Regions from separate parts of the Homo sapiens genome. Here region 1 is linked to region 2. A link is an interaction called in ENCODE POLR2A ChIA-PET data of the cell type or tissue named here. Cell type or tissue: B cell. All regions are shown on one strand. Links, peaks and the distances in the headings refer to the core of each region. The heading gives the core; the rest is flanking DNA.

Region 1 (8,281 bases), core at 2,584-6,583, 130 kb after region 2:
TCAAAGGCACTACCTCCCAGATAAAATCTTGGACTAGAAACTACCTACTTGCGAGTAAGGGAAATGATTTTTTAAAAAAATAGTAATAATTGAAAAACTGGAAATTCATATGCAAAAGAATGACACTGGAGCCTTCCCTAATAACATAGACAAAAATTAACTCAAATGGATCAAAGACCTAAATGTAGGATCTAAAACCATAAAACTCTTAGAAGAAAACACAAGGCAAAAGTTTCACAGCATTGGATTTGCCAGTGATTTCATAGACATGATGCTGAGGGGACAGGCAACAACAACAACAACACAGACAAATGGAACTTCATGAAAATTTAAATTATGTGTTTTTGACTCATATCTTTTTTTTTTTAAGAGATGGGGGTTTTGCTATGCTGCCCAGGCTGAAATGCAGTGGCTATTTACTGGCATGATCATGGCGCACCACAGCCTCAAACTCCTGAGTCCAAGTGATCCTCTCACCTCTGCCTCCTGAGTAGCCAGGATTACAGGTGCAAACCACCATGTCTGGCTAAAATTTCAAAATTTGTGCACCAAATGACAATATCAACAGAGTAAAAAGGCAACTCACACAATGGGATAAAATATTTGCAAATTACATATCTGATAAGGAATTATATCCCAAATATAGACAGAACTCCTAAAACAATAAAAAAAAAAAAGGCCCGATTAAATGGGCAAAGGACTTGACATTTCTCCAGAAGAAATCTACAAATAGCCAATAAATACATGAAAAGATGCTCAACACCACTCATTATCAGGAAAATGCAAATCAAAACCACAATGGGATATCACTTCACACCTGTTAGAATAGCCATTGTGTGTGTGTATATATGTGTGTATAAAAACATGTATAAAACAACAGAAACAACAAATGCTGGTGAGAATGTGTATATATATATGTATAGAAACAACATGTATAAAACAACAGAAAACAACAAATGCTGGTGAGAATGTGGAGACACTAGAACCCTTGTGCACTATTGGTGGGGAGGTAAAATGGTGTAGCTGCTATTATGGGAAATAGTATTGAGGTTACTCAAAAAATTAAAAATAGAACTATCATATGATCCAGAAGTCCCACTTCTGGGTATTTATCCAGAAAAACTGAAAACAGGATTGCAAAGTGCTATCTGCATGCCTATGTTCATTGGAAGCAGCATTATTCACAATAACCAAGAGATGGAAACAGCCTAAACGTCCATCAATGGATGAATGGATAAAGAAAGTGTGATATGTACATACAATGTGATGCGGTTTGGCTCTGTGTCCCCACCCAAATCTCATCGTGTAGCTCCCATAATTCCCACATGTTGTAGGAGGGACCTGGTGGGAGATGACTGAATCATGAGGGCAGGGCTTCCCCGTGCTGTTCTGGTGGTAGTGAATGGGTCTCATGAGATCTGATGGTTTTATAAACGGGAGTCTCCCTGCAGAAGCTCTCTCTCTTTGCCTGCTGCCATCCATGTAAGATGTGACTTGCTCCTCCTTGCCTTCCACCATGATTGTAAGGCCTCCCCAGCCATGTGGAACTGTAAGTCCAATAAACCTCTTTCTTTTGTAAATTGCCCAGTCTTGGGTATGTGTTTATCGGCAGTGTGAAAACAGGCTAATACACAATGGAATAATATTTTAGTGGGGGATGAGAACAAAATATTTTATAGTGTGCTTGAAAGTAGGCTGAGAACACAGTTTTTTCTTCTATTTATTTTCTTTTAAAAATTATTACTATTTTTAATTGACACATAATCAGACATTTATGGGGCACATTGTGATATTTTGATACATGTATATAATGTGTAATGATCAAATAAGGGTAATCAGCATATCCATCACCTCACTTTTGTGTTGGAAACATTCAAAATCTACTCTTCTAGCTATTTGAAAATATACAATAAGTTGTTGACAATTATAGACATCCCCTAGTGCTATAGCACACGAGGATTTATTCTGCCTATGCAGCTGTACTTTTGTATCTGTTAACAAATCTCTGGCTATCCCCTAACCCCCAACACACTGCCCCACCTCTAATAACCACTGTTCTATTCTCTATGTCTTGAGATCAACTTGAGAACATGCAGTATTTCTCTTTCTGGGCCTGACTTATTTCATTCACATAACGTCCTCCAAGCTCATCCATGTTGCCACAAATGATAGAATTTTGTTCTTTTTTTTTTTTTTAAACGGTGTCTTGCTCTGTCGCCAGGCTGAAGTGCAGTGGCAGGATCTTGGCTCACTGCAACCTCCACCTCCTGGGTTCAAGCGATTCTCCTGCCTCAGCCTCCTGAGTAGCTGGGACTACAGGCACACACTAACAGGCCCAGCTAATTTTTGCATTTTTAGTAGAGACAGGGTTTCACCATGTTGGCCAGGATGGTCTTGATCTCTTGATCTCGTGATCCGCCTGCCTCGGCCTCCCAAAGTGCTGGGATTACAGGCGTGAGCCACCGCGCCCAGTCGAATTTTGTTCTTTCTTACATCTAAACAGTATTCCATTATGTATATGTGCCACGTATTCTTTATCTTACAATGGAATATAATTTTATTCAGCCTTAACAAAGAAGGAAATCCTGCCGTATTCAACAACATGGATGCATCTTGAGGACATTATGCTAACTAAAATAAGACAGTCACAGGTTAAAGGCTGCATGGTTCTGGTTACATGAGGTAACTAAACTAGTCACACTCATAGAAGCAAAAAGTAAAATAGTGGCAGCCGGGGGCTGGTGGAGGAGTGGGAGGGAGAGTTGCTACTCAATGGGCATGATTTAGTCATGCAAGGTGAGAAAGTTCTAGAACTCTGCTGTACAACAATGTGCATATAATTAATCATATTTTACCACACACCTAAGAGTTTGTTAAGAGGGCAGATTTCATGTTAGGTGTTTTTTGTTTGTTCATTTTTTACCACAATTTTTAAAAAGGGGAAGAAGAAGGAACCCATGTCTGCCTCTCTGGTGAGGGCCCTTCCCGCTGCTATCTCTTTACTGCCCCTAGCCAGCTGCCCTCGGCTCTGAACTTCCTCTGTGGCTATGCAGTTGTTCAGAAGTAAAGGCCTGTGGGAAGGGCCTCATGGGGAAGGAAAAGCTGTGCTTTTTTCTTAAAAGAGCAAGATCCACACCTGCCCACTAACTTTTTTTTTTTTTTTGAGACAGAGTTTCGCTCTGTCCTCTGTCACCCAGGCTGAAGTGCAATGGCACCATCTCGTCTCACTGCAACCTCCACTTCCCGGGTTCAAGTGATCCTCCTGCCTCAGCCTCCTGAGTAGCTGGGACTACAGGTGTACACCACCACACCCAGCTAATTGCTGTATTTTTAGTAGAGACAGCAGTTTTGCCATGTTGGCCAGGCTGGTCTTGAACTCCTGACCTCAGGTGATCCACCTGCCTCAGCCTCCCAAAGGTCTGGGATTACAGGCGGGAGCCACCATGCCCGGCCTCACTAACTTTTGGTTCCATTAAGTGTGAAAATCAGCATATGCCGAATCCTCATGGTCTGTGGCTATTTAAGGGCATGACGGCTTTGGCTCCAAGCTCCCAATGGAAACATATTTGCTGGAAAATGCAATGCCAGCACTAGTGACTCATTTATTGACTTCCGTCTTTCTCCCTACCCCAGAGAATGGGCGTATTAGGCAAGCCTTGCTTGTCAGCTTGTGTTGGAACCCCAAGGGGTATTCCTAGAGATGTGTACAAGGGGTGGTGGTGTAAGGGCGTGCGCGGTGGGTGGTAGTTGGGCAGACAGACAATAGATGCCTACTTTACTCCAGTGGATTCTCCTTAACAGAGCCACGAGAATAACAACCCAGCCACACTAGCTCCAGAGAGATTGACGGATTCATTGAATATCAACAGGAAGAAACGGTGGGAAAAGAATGACATCACGTTGACAAGCGCCCATGTCCCCTCGCCCCTGAGTCCAGCTGGTGAAGCACCATGCTTTGGCTTTCCCTCCCGCGGAGCGGTGCCGTCCTCCCTGGGTCTGGTCGGATCTTCGGGAAGCTGGATCCAGGAAAGCATTCCAGGAGGTAGGGCCCTGGGGCTGGTGGACTGTGGGTCTTGGTCCCTCACAGAATGACTCAGGGGATCTTAGCCGGGCTCGAACTCTCCTCTCTGGCCATTATGGAATTTTCAGGCCCATCATTGGCCAGAGACCTAAATTCAGTTCAAAGTCAGAGAAAGTTTCTCTTTGGCTGAAGGACAAGAAGAGGGGAGGCTCTGGGTGCCATGCTAGGGACCAGAGGGTCCCCTCTCCTTTATCCACTGCTGACAGTCAGTACTCCCTATTAGAACCAAGAGCAGGTTGGAGGCGTCCTCATGGGTGTTCAAAGGGCAACATGCCGAACATGTGTGGTGTGTTTGCTTGTGGGCAGGTGGGGGCGGGAGCACATCTCACATGGGAAGGTCCCTTTGGTGTGAGGGTCCCTCAACCATACAGCACAAAGTGACCACATTCAAGGGCCTCATCGCCGTGGGTGAAGCCTGTGAGGAGACAGAACCACTTCCCTAGGACAGTTTTCATTAGTAACATGATTTCAACATCACCGAAAAGGGAGGGTGCCATTTCCTGCGATGGTTTTCGTTACTGCCCTCCCCACCTGGAGGTGGTTCTTGAGGCCTGACAGGCTCTTTTGGGGAGGAGACCCAAGCTGTCATGCTGAGGAGGCTCCCAAGCTGCAGCCCCTCGGAGGTGGGGGAATAGGCAGGGAGCTTGGGGAGCTAGGAGGAGGAAGAGGTGGGAGGGGGAGGACAAGCACCGGGCCGGGCCAGGGAGGTTCCCATTGCCTCCTCAGCCCTGTGGACTCAGAGCCATGTCCTCCCTGGGGACAGGGTCCATCCAGCCCCTCATGCCCTAGAACCAGGAACTCATCCCAGAATCACCCTCCTTGTGTGTGGGATCAGAGAGGTTTCCTATGAACATAAGTCATTAAAACCCAACTTTGCTAGAAAAAAAAAAATTTAAAAACACGGATATATCAGGTTCTCAGGCAAAGACGGTGTTGAGTTGGTCTCCGGAATGATGGAAGTCTAGGGCTGGGGGGGTCTCCCCCAACCTCTTTCTGTACTTTGGTCCCATGCTCTGTGCCCGAGTTATTCCAGCAGTGGGGACAGAGTCGTCCAGTGCTTGAGCTCCATCTCTACAGCTCCTGACCAAGAGAACAGGTGCTGGCACCCCAGGAGGTGATGGTGGCTCAGGAGAGGACCTGGCTAAGTCCCTGAGCTGTGCAGAACAGGGAGGTGCCCACCAGCTCCAAGGCCAGGGCGGAGGCCCAGGGCCCCTATCTCAGTCACTGCATCCCGAGGACTCGTAGATGTTCCTTCCACAGCCCGAGTCTCTTCTGGAAACGTGGCCAGGGCAGGAAGGCTCTGCAGATCCATCTCTCTAAGTGGCCATGTCTTTAGTCAGAGGTTCGGAGAAGTTCATGTAGATAGGCTGTTCCCCTGGCTCCTCAGGGACCCTCTGAGACCCCTTCAACCAGAGGATGGCAGTGACCAAGATGAGCAAGATGGGCACCTTCACAAATACCAGGAGCATGTAGTGGTTCCTGGGGAAGGGGATGCAGTGGTCAGAGCCCTGGGCATCCCCAGGCCATGTCACTCCCATCCCCTGACCCTGTGAGCCACCAGCCAAAGCCTGTGACCCTGGGCCGGGCAGCCCCACTCTGAAGATTCCTGTAAACCTCCTCCTTGGTTCAACCTCAAGGGGTCCTCCAACAGTCACCTTGGCTGGTTTTGCACGGGGCCCATCTTCCTTTCTAACATCACCTTCTGGGACCCTCTTTGCCCAAAGTACATCTCAGCTCAACAGAAGCGCCAGAGGTCACCAAATACAGGTTGTGTTTCCTGCCTCTGTTCCTGCTAATGCTAGCTCCAGGCTGGTAAATCACCCTTCCTGTTCTGTGTCCCTTGATGTCTTGCACCACAGAGGGTGGTATCTTATCTCCCCCTGGCACCCATTAGGCCACCAATGCAAGGTTGACTGATTGACTGGGAGAATGATGCTCACTGAGAAGAGTTCTGCAGAGCGGTTTTCTGGTGAGAGCTAGAGTGGGGAGATGGTGGATTGCAGTGATGGGGGCAGGAGAGAGATGGAGGGTGGGCTTGGGGCCTTGACTCTGGCTAGAACAGGTGCTGGCATTTGGTGACAGGCAGGAGTTCCCAGGCTTGGCTTCCCCTTAGGAGGGACCCCAGGTAGGGGCAGGAGAAAGAACCACATGACTCACCTCTTGTGGGAGCCGATGAACACTGCCATATTGCTGTTGGTAGGTGAGCTTGCTGTTGTGGAAGCCGCTCCCTCTAGACACAGGCAAAGTCAGCCATGGGTTATTAGCACAGTTGGGAGCTCATGCATGGGTCACAAAGCCACGCGACCCTGCCAGCCCTCACCAGAAGACCCTTTTCCCTGGAGTAGGAGGATTTTTCTCTCCTGCTACAGCCCCTCATGCTTCTACTGAGTCACTTCAATCTCAACACACAGACATTTTTCCTCATCATGTTCAGATGTGGCAAGAAAAATTAAAAATTAAACAGGAGTAAACACTGTAGTTTATTCTGGGAGAGAGAGGTTTTTTCATACTTTCTTTCCACCTATCCTGCAAGTGGGACTATTGGATGGGGAAATAAATTTCTGGTCTTTTCCACTGGAGTGGTGCCTGAGCAGGGCTTAAGGAGAGAAGATTCTGGAAATGGGCTGTCCAGAAATTGGGGTAGTCCAGAAAAAGGGAAAGGGGACTCCAGAAGGCTCATGAAGAAAAGGGCACACTCCAGTTAACTAGAGAACATCGACTATGAGAAACGGAACATTTTTAGGAGCAACCATATAGGCAATTTGTTGGGGGCAGTCTGGTCAGGGGGGCCCTGAGCCCAGCCCAGCACTGAGTATCCATGACCCAACAGTGATCTTTTATTTCAGTCCTCGGCCCCAGCAAATTTTTCTCAAAGGTCCCAGGCTGTCCAGGCACGGTGGTTCACGCCTGTAATCCCAGCACTTTGGAAGACCAAGGGAGGCAGATCGCTTGAGGCCAGGAGTTTGAAACCAGCCTGGGCAACATGGTGAAATCCCATCTCTACAAAAAATACAAAATGAACCAGGCGTGGTCATGTGCCCCTGTAGTCCCAGCTACTCAGGAAGCTGAAGTGGAAGGATTGATTGAGCCCAGGAGGTCGAGGCTGCAGTGAGTCAAGTTCACCCCACTGCACTCCAGCCTGGGCTACAGACTGAAACCCTGTCTCAAAAAACAAACAAAACAAAATAAAACAAAACAAAACAAAAAAGTCCCAGGCTTTGGCCACACTAGGTGGGCTCCTGTCTGAGCTGCAGGTAATTCCAATCACAACAGTTCCTATGGAGCCCCTGATCGTTTTACAGGCTGGTACCCCTGTAGATCCCCCACCCAAGACTCCGGAACATCTCTCTCCCTAAAGCTCCACACTGGCCACTGTTTTTTGTCTCTTTGTACCGCCTGCATGTCTTGCTCAATCCCCTCTCTGCCCCCATAGATATTCTGGGTTTCCCCTACTTGGCAGCCCTGGGGAAGTCTTGCTTGACCCTTTCTGGACTCCTCTTTACTCAGCTGCAGCCACTGTGTCCATGTGCCTCTTTGGTCCCAACCCCAACAGTACACAGGCTTGTTCTAAAGCCGGCATTGTCTATTTCCACATCACCACCAAATGGACCCGAGTGGACACTGAGCTGATGAAGTACTGAGTAGGGGTGTGCGGGTGGAAGTGGGGGTTGGGGGCTGCTTCCCAGACTCCAGCAACAGCAGCAGGATGACCCCAGAGTCTATCAGTAGAGTCCAAGGCATGGAGGAGAAGCCAGGGCACCCAGAGTGGTCCCTGACGTTGCCCGTGATGGAAGCCATCCTTTTGCTTTAAAGCGTCCACTGTCACCCATGCACCTCCCTGGGGCTTTCTTACCCCGTGCTCATCTTACACAGCCAGATAAAGTAGCGGAGCAGGTGGCTGGGGACCTAGAGAGGAGGGTGTTGTAAGACACCCAGAGCTACTCTGGGTTGGTGCAGTTAGTGGGACTCAATACTAGGACCCCCTGGGCAGCTCTAGGTTCCTTCTCTGCCATGTCATGAGCAGGGCTGGGCCACCAGTCACCAAAGCTGAGGTCCCCATTCCCACCCCCATCCCAAGCCCCACCTGGATTCCTTGGAGAGACCTCAGGGACTGAGATAGCAGAGCGATGCTGGCCACCACTCTCCCTTAGTTTCTGTCACCTCCTTCCCAGTCAGTTTGTCTGCCTGTCTGTCTGTCTG
Region 2 (8,281 bases), core at 2,248-6,247:
GGCTGGTTGCTGCAGATTGTGGGTCAGAGATCTATTTTTATGTCTGGTCTGGCCGCTGGCCATTTGTAGAGTCAGTCTCTCACCAGCAATCTGTGATTATCATCCTAGTTTTTCAGACAAGTAAACTGGGAATCAGAAAAGTGAGCTGACGTAGCTAAGGTCACAGAACTAGTAAGTTTCAGAACCTGGACAGGAATCTGCCGGTCTCAGCCTTCCGCAGGCAAAGTTCACAGCTGACTCATTTTTGCCTCCTTGTCTCCCACTCTTAATTACCCCAGTACTTTGGGCATGTTCTCAATAAGTATTTATTGAATGAATGAATACAAATTTTTATGACGTCAGTGAGGAAACCAGAGAGGAAAGCCAGAAGAGAGTGAGGGGTCTTCGCTGAGGAGGCCCCTGTAATGAGAACGACGCCGCTGGGTTCTCTTGGCCACCTCTTCTCTGGCATCCTGCAAGAATCCCAGGTCCTTGGTTGGAGCCTGGAACCACTGGCTGAGAGACTTGTGGGTCTGGGCCAGCTTGGCCAGGAGGGACCTGGCGTTGGTTTGGAAGGGTGAGAGTCGGGGGAGCCTGCACCCCACGGGGTTACATTGTTATAATTAACATACTGGGGACGGCTGTCGGATCTCACTGAGAGGAGGGGCAGTCAATGGTGGGGAAGGGCACTTCCTCCCAGGAGCCGCCTGGGGATCCAACCAGGTGGGGAGGGTCAGGAGCCTCAGGCACTACGGAAGGCAGAATTCTAAGCCCGTCCCATGGACTCCATCCCTGTCCCCAGAGTTACTCCCTTGACCATATTATAGGGCTACACAGTGAAAGGGATTTATGGTGTAAGAACGGTACCCCAGGGAAACAGCGGTGGCTGGGGAGGTCAGGTGGACCTGGGGGGCCAGGTGTCCAGGCTGCCTGTCCCACCATGTCCCGGACTGGCCTCATGGCCCTAGGCCCCTCCCTAAGCCCCAGTTTCTACATCTGCGAAGTGAGGCGCTGGCCCAAGTAATCTAACCCTACCTGTTGTGATCCAGATTCTTTTGAGCCCCAGGGAGGCCAGGATTAAGGCCGGCTCCCCTGGGTTCCAGCCGATCAGGGGAGTGTGGGTGGTTTCTCGGGCCTGTGGAAGGAAAGAAGCCGAAGAAATCACTCTTGAAAAGTGGCCGCTATACGAGCGGGCTGGCTGGGTGATCCCTGTGGCATTCTGGTCCCTCTCCCTCCTGCCTCAGTTCCTCTATGACCTCAAGATGGAAGAGCCACACCTACAAAGAAAAAAAGACTATCTGTGAGAAACAGGTGTGCGTGTTGATTTTTCCAAGGGCTTGGCTCAGCTTTGGGCTGAAAATCCCCAGGCCATCCACAAGGGGTGTGGTCACAACCCAATAAAGACTTCAGTCTCAGAGCCTGGGACCATCCCATCAACCACAAAATATTATACAGGAGGAGCATGAGCCAGGGAGGGGAGTTGGCCCCTCACCGCCCCCACCTCAGTAGGTGGCCCTTCTGACTCTGCGCTGCTGCTGCAGGAGATGGCAACACGAGGGTCTCCGCATGCAGCCTGCAGGCGTCTCAGCTTCATGTCCTCAGCCTCCTCTCTTCCTTCTTTTCTCCAGAAAGGAGGCCAGCAGAAGGCTTGGGCCCTGAAAGCTAAAGGGAAAGGAATGCAACCTGGGCTGGGCAGGAGCAGAAGGAGAGAGGAAAACAGTAGAGGGTTTTTTTGTTTTGTTTTGTTTGAAACGGAGTCTCGCACTGTCACCCAGGCTGGAGTGCAATGGCGCGACGTGATCTCAGCTCACTGCAACCTCCTCTTCCCAGGTTCAAGCGATTCTCCTGCCTCAGCCTCCCAAGTAGCTGGAATTACAGGCACCTGCCACCACCCCTGGCTAATTTTTTGTATTTTTAGTAGAGAAGGAGTTTCACTGTGTTGTCCAGGCTGGTCTCAAACACCTGACCTCATGGTCCACCCGCCTCGGCCTCCCAAAGTGCTGGGATTACAGGCGTGAGCCACCGCACCCAGCCAACAGTAGAGGTTTGAAGATGTGAAGATGGAGTCCCTGGGAGAAAGGGGGCCTTAGTGGTTTAGAAGCCAGAAGGTTTAGAGGAAATGGGATGAAAACATGCAAAAACGAAGGAGTTGCGAGACAAAATGCTTCCCTGACAGAGCTGCTTGGTTGGTAACAACTCAAATTTGGCAAAAGGCACCTTGGTTTCATCCTAGCATCTACAGTGCTTATGGTCCTTACTGGGAGGAGAGGGAGCCAGGTCCAGAACCCTCTGTTGCCTCTCTGAGGTTCTAGCAGCAGTTCCCAGGCTCTCTCCTCCAGGCTCTGGTCAATCGGATACCTTCCTTTGGCTTCGAAAGGGCAGACACATCCAGCCACACCAGTCTTACTGCCCTTGCTGTGCTAAATCCTGTCCAGCTGACACCGCAGTTTCTGGGCCCCACGGAATCTTGGCTCCCCGGGCTCTCTGACCACTCACACCCCTTGTTCCTGCAGACAGTCCTGCCATGCCTCTTGCTATCCCAGAGGGAAGAAAAGGCCACAAGACCAAGTAGTTGACTTTGCATGGGAGTTTCGAATTAAGTTGTTTGACTGCAAAGAGGAGGGCCCTTTTCAAATCTTCCAGGACCTGAAACTCGACAAGGAAGGGGAATGCCAAGGTTGAGTCTGAGATATCAGCTCATGAGCCAGAAGGAGAAGGGAGCTGCGCAAATGGTTGTTCTGCTCAGTGGGGCCCCAGGGCGAGGCCCTGCAGCTAAGAAAACGCTTTTGGTGGTTTTCGCTGCAGGTGCCTACATTCTTGTGTAACTGTAGGGGAGAGGGGCCTGGGTGAGGGGAGAGGAGGCTCCCGCTTGGCCTTGCTACAAATAATAGCATTGAAGGGAGCTAGAAGCACGTTAAGCAAAGCCCTGGAAACGCGTTAAGGGCAGACTCTCAAGGAATCTGGATGCCCACAGCCAGGCAAGAGGCCAGGTTGAGAGATGGTTGTGGGATGCCCCGTGAGCAGGGTCCTCCCCCTCCTCTTTGCCCTGCCCTACCCTGCCCAATATCAGGCTATCTGCGGGGGACAGGCCAGGAGCTGCCTCTCTGGGCTGGGCACCATCTGGGTGGCCAGGAGGTGAGCCCGGGAATGCCCAGGAAGAGCCAAGTCCTGAAGTCACTGTGCCCAGGCCTGCCCTTCCCTAAGAGGGGGTATGGGGGGAGTGGGGAGGCAAGCAGGTGGGAGATTGGAGAACTCCAAGGCTGTCTTCAGGGCATGAGACCAGAGTTTGAGGGTGGGGGAGTATCAGGGAGGCAGGTTGGGGCCATTAGTGGGTGAGATCCCTGGTAGTGGGACCAGGCAGGCTGTATTTATCCCGTCCTTCCTTCCTTCCTTCCTTCTTTCCTTCCTTTCTCTTTCTCTCTCTTTCTCTCCCCCTTCCTTACCTCCTTCCTTCCTTTCTCTCTTTCTTCCTTCCTTCTTTCCTTCCCTTCTTTTACTTTTTCCTTCCCTTCTTCTTTCTTTCCTTCTCTCTTCCTTCCTTCATTCCTTCCTTTCTTTCTTTCTTTCTTTCTCTCCTTCCTTCGTCTCTCTTCTCTTCTTATTTTCTTCCTCCTTCCCTTTTCTTTCTTTCTCTCTTCCTTTCCTTCTCTGTTCCTTCCTTCCTTCCTTCTTTCCTTCCTTTCTCTTTCTCTCCCTCTTCCTCTCCCCCTTCCTTACCTCCTTCCTTCCTCTCTCTTTCTTCCTTCCTTCTTTCCTTCCCTTCTTTTTCTTTTTCCTTCCCTTCTTCTTTCTCTTTCCTTCCCTTCTTTTTCTTTTTTTCTTTCTTTCTTTCCTCCTCTCTTCCTTCCTTAATTCCTTTCTTTCTTTGTTTCTTTCTTTCTCTCCTTCCTTCCTTTCTCTCTCTCCTCTCATTTTCTTCCTTCCTTCCTCTTTCTTTTTCTTTCTCTTCCTTTCCTTCTCTCTTCCTTCCTTCTTTCATTCCTTTCTTTCTTTCTCCCCTTCCTTTCTTCCTTCCTTCCTTTCTTCTCTCCTTATTTTCTTTGCTTTTTTTTTTTTGTTTTTTTTCTTTTTCTCCTTATTTTCTTCCCTCCTCTTTCTTTCTTTCTCTTCCTTTCTTTCTGTTTTTATTTTTATTTTTATTTTTTGAGCTAGGGTCTCACTTTGTCACCCAGGCTGGATGGAGCACAGTGACACGACCACAGCTCACTGCAGCCTCCACATCCCACCTCAGCCTCCTGAATAGCTGGGACTCCAGGCACACGCCCCCGCACCTGGCGAATTTTTAAATTTTGGTAGCAACTTGGGGTCTCACTATGTTGCCCAGGCTGGCCTCGAACTCTTGGGCTCCCAAAGTGCTGGGATTCCAGGTGAGAGACACCGCACTGGCCACCAGGCTGTATTTCTTTTGGGTTCAGAGTGCTCCGCACAGTCTTGAGCCCCCTCTTCAGGATGTACGGTCTCCATGGGGCTCTGAGGGTGTTTGATGAAATGTACAGGAAGCCATTGGCTTGGGCTGAGCTCCTGCACGAGGCCCAGCAGACCAAACCGAAATGGAATCATTCATGCTGAAGTTCTGCGTCACCCAGCTGACACTAAGTTGTTTATCTGACATTCTGAGACATCAGGAGAGTGAGGGATAATAGCCAGATCCCCAAACAGGCCAGTTTTAGCCAGCATGATAAGGAAGTCCCCTCTGCTTTAATCTTACAAGGAAAATAACTTTGAAATCTGATGTTTGTTCTGTTTCTGCTTTCAAAGCCAACCTCTACTGCTCAGCTCAATCCGAACACTCATTCTATAGTGTAAGGTGAGATATTGCCCAATTCTAGAATCCAAGTAAAAGCCAATTAAGATCTTTAAATTTGTTGTAATTTTGTCTTTTGACAAGAGAAAGGAGCTTTCAGGGGGAGGGGCCATTTCCTCTCTGTCTCTAGATCTCCTGTGTATATGGGAAGAGCTGGGACCAGGCCCAGCAATTACCTCACCATGGTTGGGTGCAACCAAGTGGGGCAACTCTTTGGCCAGAAAGCAAAAGTCTTTTTAGCTTCAATGTAGGCCATTCTGGGTCCCAGACCCACAGCTTTGGACATTATGGGAATCAGAATTCTTAGATGGCTTCACAATCTCTGTCCCTGGGTGTGTTACTCCCTTGATGATATTATATTATATGGCAGAAGGGATCTGCAGTGTAATTAACATTACCAATCAGTTGATCTCCAAGTAGGTCAGTTATCTGAGTGGGCTGGATCTAATCCCACGAGCTTATTAAAAGCAGAGAGTTTCTCCAATAGCAGAAGGGAAGTCAGAGAGATTCTAAGCACAAGAAGAATGGGATGCACGTTCACTGGCTTTAAAGATGCAGGAAGCATTACATGGAAAGGACTTGTGAACAGCCCCAAGGAGCTCAGAGAGACGCCCAGCCAACGGCCAGCAAGAAAACAGGAACCTCAGTCCTGCAACCACAAGGAAGTGGGTTCTGTCAACAACCTAAGTGAACCTGGAAGTCGATTCCTCCCTAGAGCCTCTGGATGAGAGCCCAGGCTGACCAACACCTTGATTTTGGCTTCCTGACATCCTAAGCAGAGATCCAGTGAAGCCTGCCCCAGATGGCTAACCTACAGAACCGTGAGCAAATAAATGGCTGCTAAATTTGTGGCAATTTGTTATGCAGAAATAATACCTAATACAGGTGCCTGCACAGTGAAGGTTCCAGGGCATGGATGTTGATCCCAGGGGAGGAGGCAAATGAGGCCTTCTGATTTCTCCCACAGCCTTGAAATTGCAGCCTCACCCTGCACTCTGGCTGTGCCCCTCCTCCACAGAGAACCGTCCACATCTTTGCTCGCACGGTTTCTGCCAGAGGCCCAAGCTTCTGTGCTCAGGCTGGGAAGTTTGGGCATGAACTATGTACAGATAAACCAATTGCAGGGGAATCGCACAGCTTCTTATTATCATTATCCAGGTTTCTTATTAGTTTTCTTCTCTGTTAATTTTCCCCTGTATTTCTGCCCAGTTCTGATGCTGTTGGATCTTCCAATCCTTGGCAAAAGGAAAATCCTTTTTAGCAAGTTACTCAGGCAGGACTCCCTAATTAAAGACCCAGAGTGGCCAGGCGCGGTGGCTCGTGCGTGTAATCCCAGCATTTTGGGATGCCAAGGCGGGTGGATAGCTTGAGCCTAGGAGTTTGAGACGAACCTGGGCAACATAGGGAGACCCTGTCTCTACAAAATATAAAAATAAATTAGCTGGTCCTGGTGGCATGCACCTGTAGTCCCAGCTCTTGGGAGGCTGAGGTGGAAGGGTGGCTTGAGCACAAGAAGTTGAGGCTACAGTGCACTATGATCATGCCACTGCACTCCCGCCTGGGTGACAGAGTGAGACCCTGTCTCAAAAACAGAAACTCAAAATGACTTGCTCTCTCTCCCGGTCTTGTGACCTAAATGGCTTGATTTAGGACGTGTGGCAGAGATGGTTAGCTGTCTACCAAAATCTGCACACCCCTTTCATAGCACAGTATTGTCACTAAGAGCAGAGACTACATTTCCCAGCTGCCTTTGCAACTGGGTGTGTCCACGTGACAAATTCCTACCAGTAGAATGTGAGCAGAAAAGCTGTGCAGCCCCTCTGAGCCAAGGCATCAGAAGCAGGTGTGCTTCCTCCATCACTTCCCTCCTCTTTGCCAGCTGGATATAGGTACCAACGAGACCCTGGGGAAGGGGAGAGCCCTGAGATGGAAGGAGCCTGGGTCCCTGAATCACCACGTGGAGGAAAGCCACTGACCAATCAGGAACGCTCGTCTTGGTCTGTTATGTGACTAAGAAATAAATTCCTAAGGTATTTGAGCTATTATACATTTGGGAGTCTATCTGTGACTGCTTTTTAGCTTACCCTTCATAATACACATCCCTCTTTGGCCCCCAGTGTAAATCAAGTTGCACAAGGTGCTGACTAAACTCCCAGGATGAAAACCTTCAAATATCCCTGTACCTCACTTTCCTCGGCTGGCTCCCATCCCTGTCTTGGTTCACACTGCTTGCTCCAAAGTCTGGCTGACTCAGCTGGCCTGGGCCATCATCCATCTGCTGTCAAAGAGTGCCTGGCTCACAGCAAAAAGAACATTTATTCCCCCAAAACATAGGGTTCTTTTTTTCAGCAAAGGTGGTGCAGCAATATATTTGGAGACGCAGACTGCGAGTCAGCACATGCTCCCGGTTCCCTTGGGACACAGTCAGGGAGCTCATGTCTTCAGCCCCAGCTCCCCCAGCAAGAGCCTCCAGTGGTCGGAGGAGAGGAGAGAAGAGCAGTGGAGAGGGGGAGGAAAGCAGAAAGAGGTGACAATTCTCTCAGAAAGCAATTAAGCATTTCGTGGTGGCCCCAGGGACAACCTCAACTTTTTGTGTTTTTCCCCCAGAGAGACTGAAGAACTGGGGGGAGGAGAGCATCCCTAGCTACAGTTATTGAAAACTCTGCTTGGTAATGTGGCATTGAGAGACTCTGAGAAGCTGGCTTCAGGAAGGTGGCCCCACACTGCCTGCCCACCACCTGGGATGCCACCTGCCGCAACGGTGTTGGTCTCTGGTCAGGGCTGGGGTAAAGATCAGCAGTGGCTCATCTTCCCTCTGACACAGCAGCATGGGACACCTGGATGGAACTGAAATGGGGTCCCAGATACAGCAAACCTCTCTCCCTGTCCACTTCTGAAGTCCAGCTCGGGATTGCCGGCCCCAGCAGAGCAGGCAGGGGAGCTTTGACTGTGGATGGTGTTTGAGCCTAGACTAGGCCCCAGGGTCTTCAATGAAGCTCACAGATGGAAAAGCCCAGCAACCAGGGGTCAGAGGCCCTGGAAGTTAGAAAATTACAAGTCCCCATCCTTCAAGGAGCTCCAGGATGACTCTGCCTCAGCAATTTCCAGTGCAAATTTACTTTTTGTTTGAGTCAGGAAATAACAGGCTGCAGACTCCCTAGGGGCCCAGGAATCCAGCCACCAGCTTCTCCTGGCTTCTCTCATCCTTCCGTGAGCAAGACTCAGCCAGACGTACAGGGTGGCCCCGAGCTTAAATTACAACCACCTGACCAGAGCTGCCCCGCAGATGCCCAGACCCTGCTTAGAGAGGGTCCCTGTGGAGAGAGGGGCTTCCCCAGGCCTCTGGCTGGTCGCATGCGTGGCCTGAATTCTCCATGCACAGGCAAGAGGCTGTCTCTACTTCCCACCCTAGGCAACTCTTAGCACTAACCCTGAAGTGACGATGAGCCACGGAGCCAGGGTGGAAGCTACACAGTGCGTCTCACGTGACTTCCAGTG

The links. Peaks named below come from ENCODE experiments on the same cell type or tissue, not always from the same donor. Only the 100,000 strongest peaks of a DNase experiment are listed, where the experiment ranks them.
Region 1: POLR2A ChIA-PET joins it to region 2 with 8 read pairs; 4 of 35 experiments call an interaction of 5 or more read pairs at or near these places.

What each region holds. Positions count from the first base shown.
Region 1 is chr17:74,517,341-74,525,621 of GRCh38, forward strand. It overlaps CD300LB (CD300 molecule like family member b), which reads right to left. Exons shown (of 4, transcript NM_174892.4): 3 at 6,239-6,311; 4 at 3,834-5,560. The coding sequence ends at 5,398. LOC107985074 (a long non-coding RNA gene) reads left to right here and starts at 3,691. Exons shown (of 3, transcript XR_007065902.1): 1 at 3,691-4,042. RefSeq lists an enhancer at 4,426-4,485. In B cell, for the core only: no CTCF peak of the experiment used is centred there; DNase peaks (open chromatin) are centred at 3,021 and 4,501; H3K27ac peaks cover 925 bases.
Region 2 is chr17:74,386,506-74,394,786 of GRCh38, forward strand. No RefSeq gene overlaps it. Among named protein-coding and RNA genes, the nearest start is that of GPR142, 23 kb to the left of the region's middle. RefSeq lists enhancers at 261-1,155, 7,638-8,138, 8,139-8,281. In B cell, for the core only: CTCF peaks have their summits at 3,756 and 3,960; no DNase peak of the experiment used is centred there.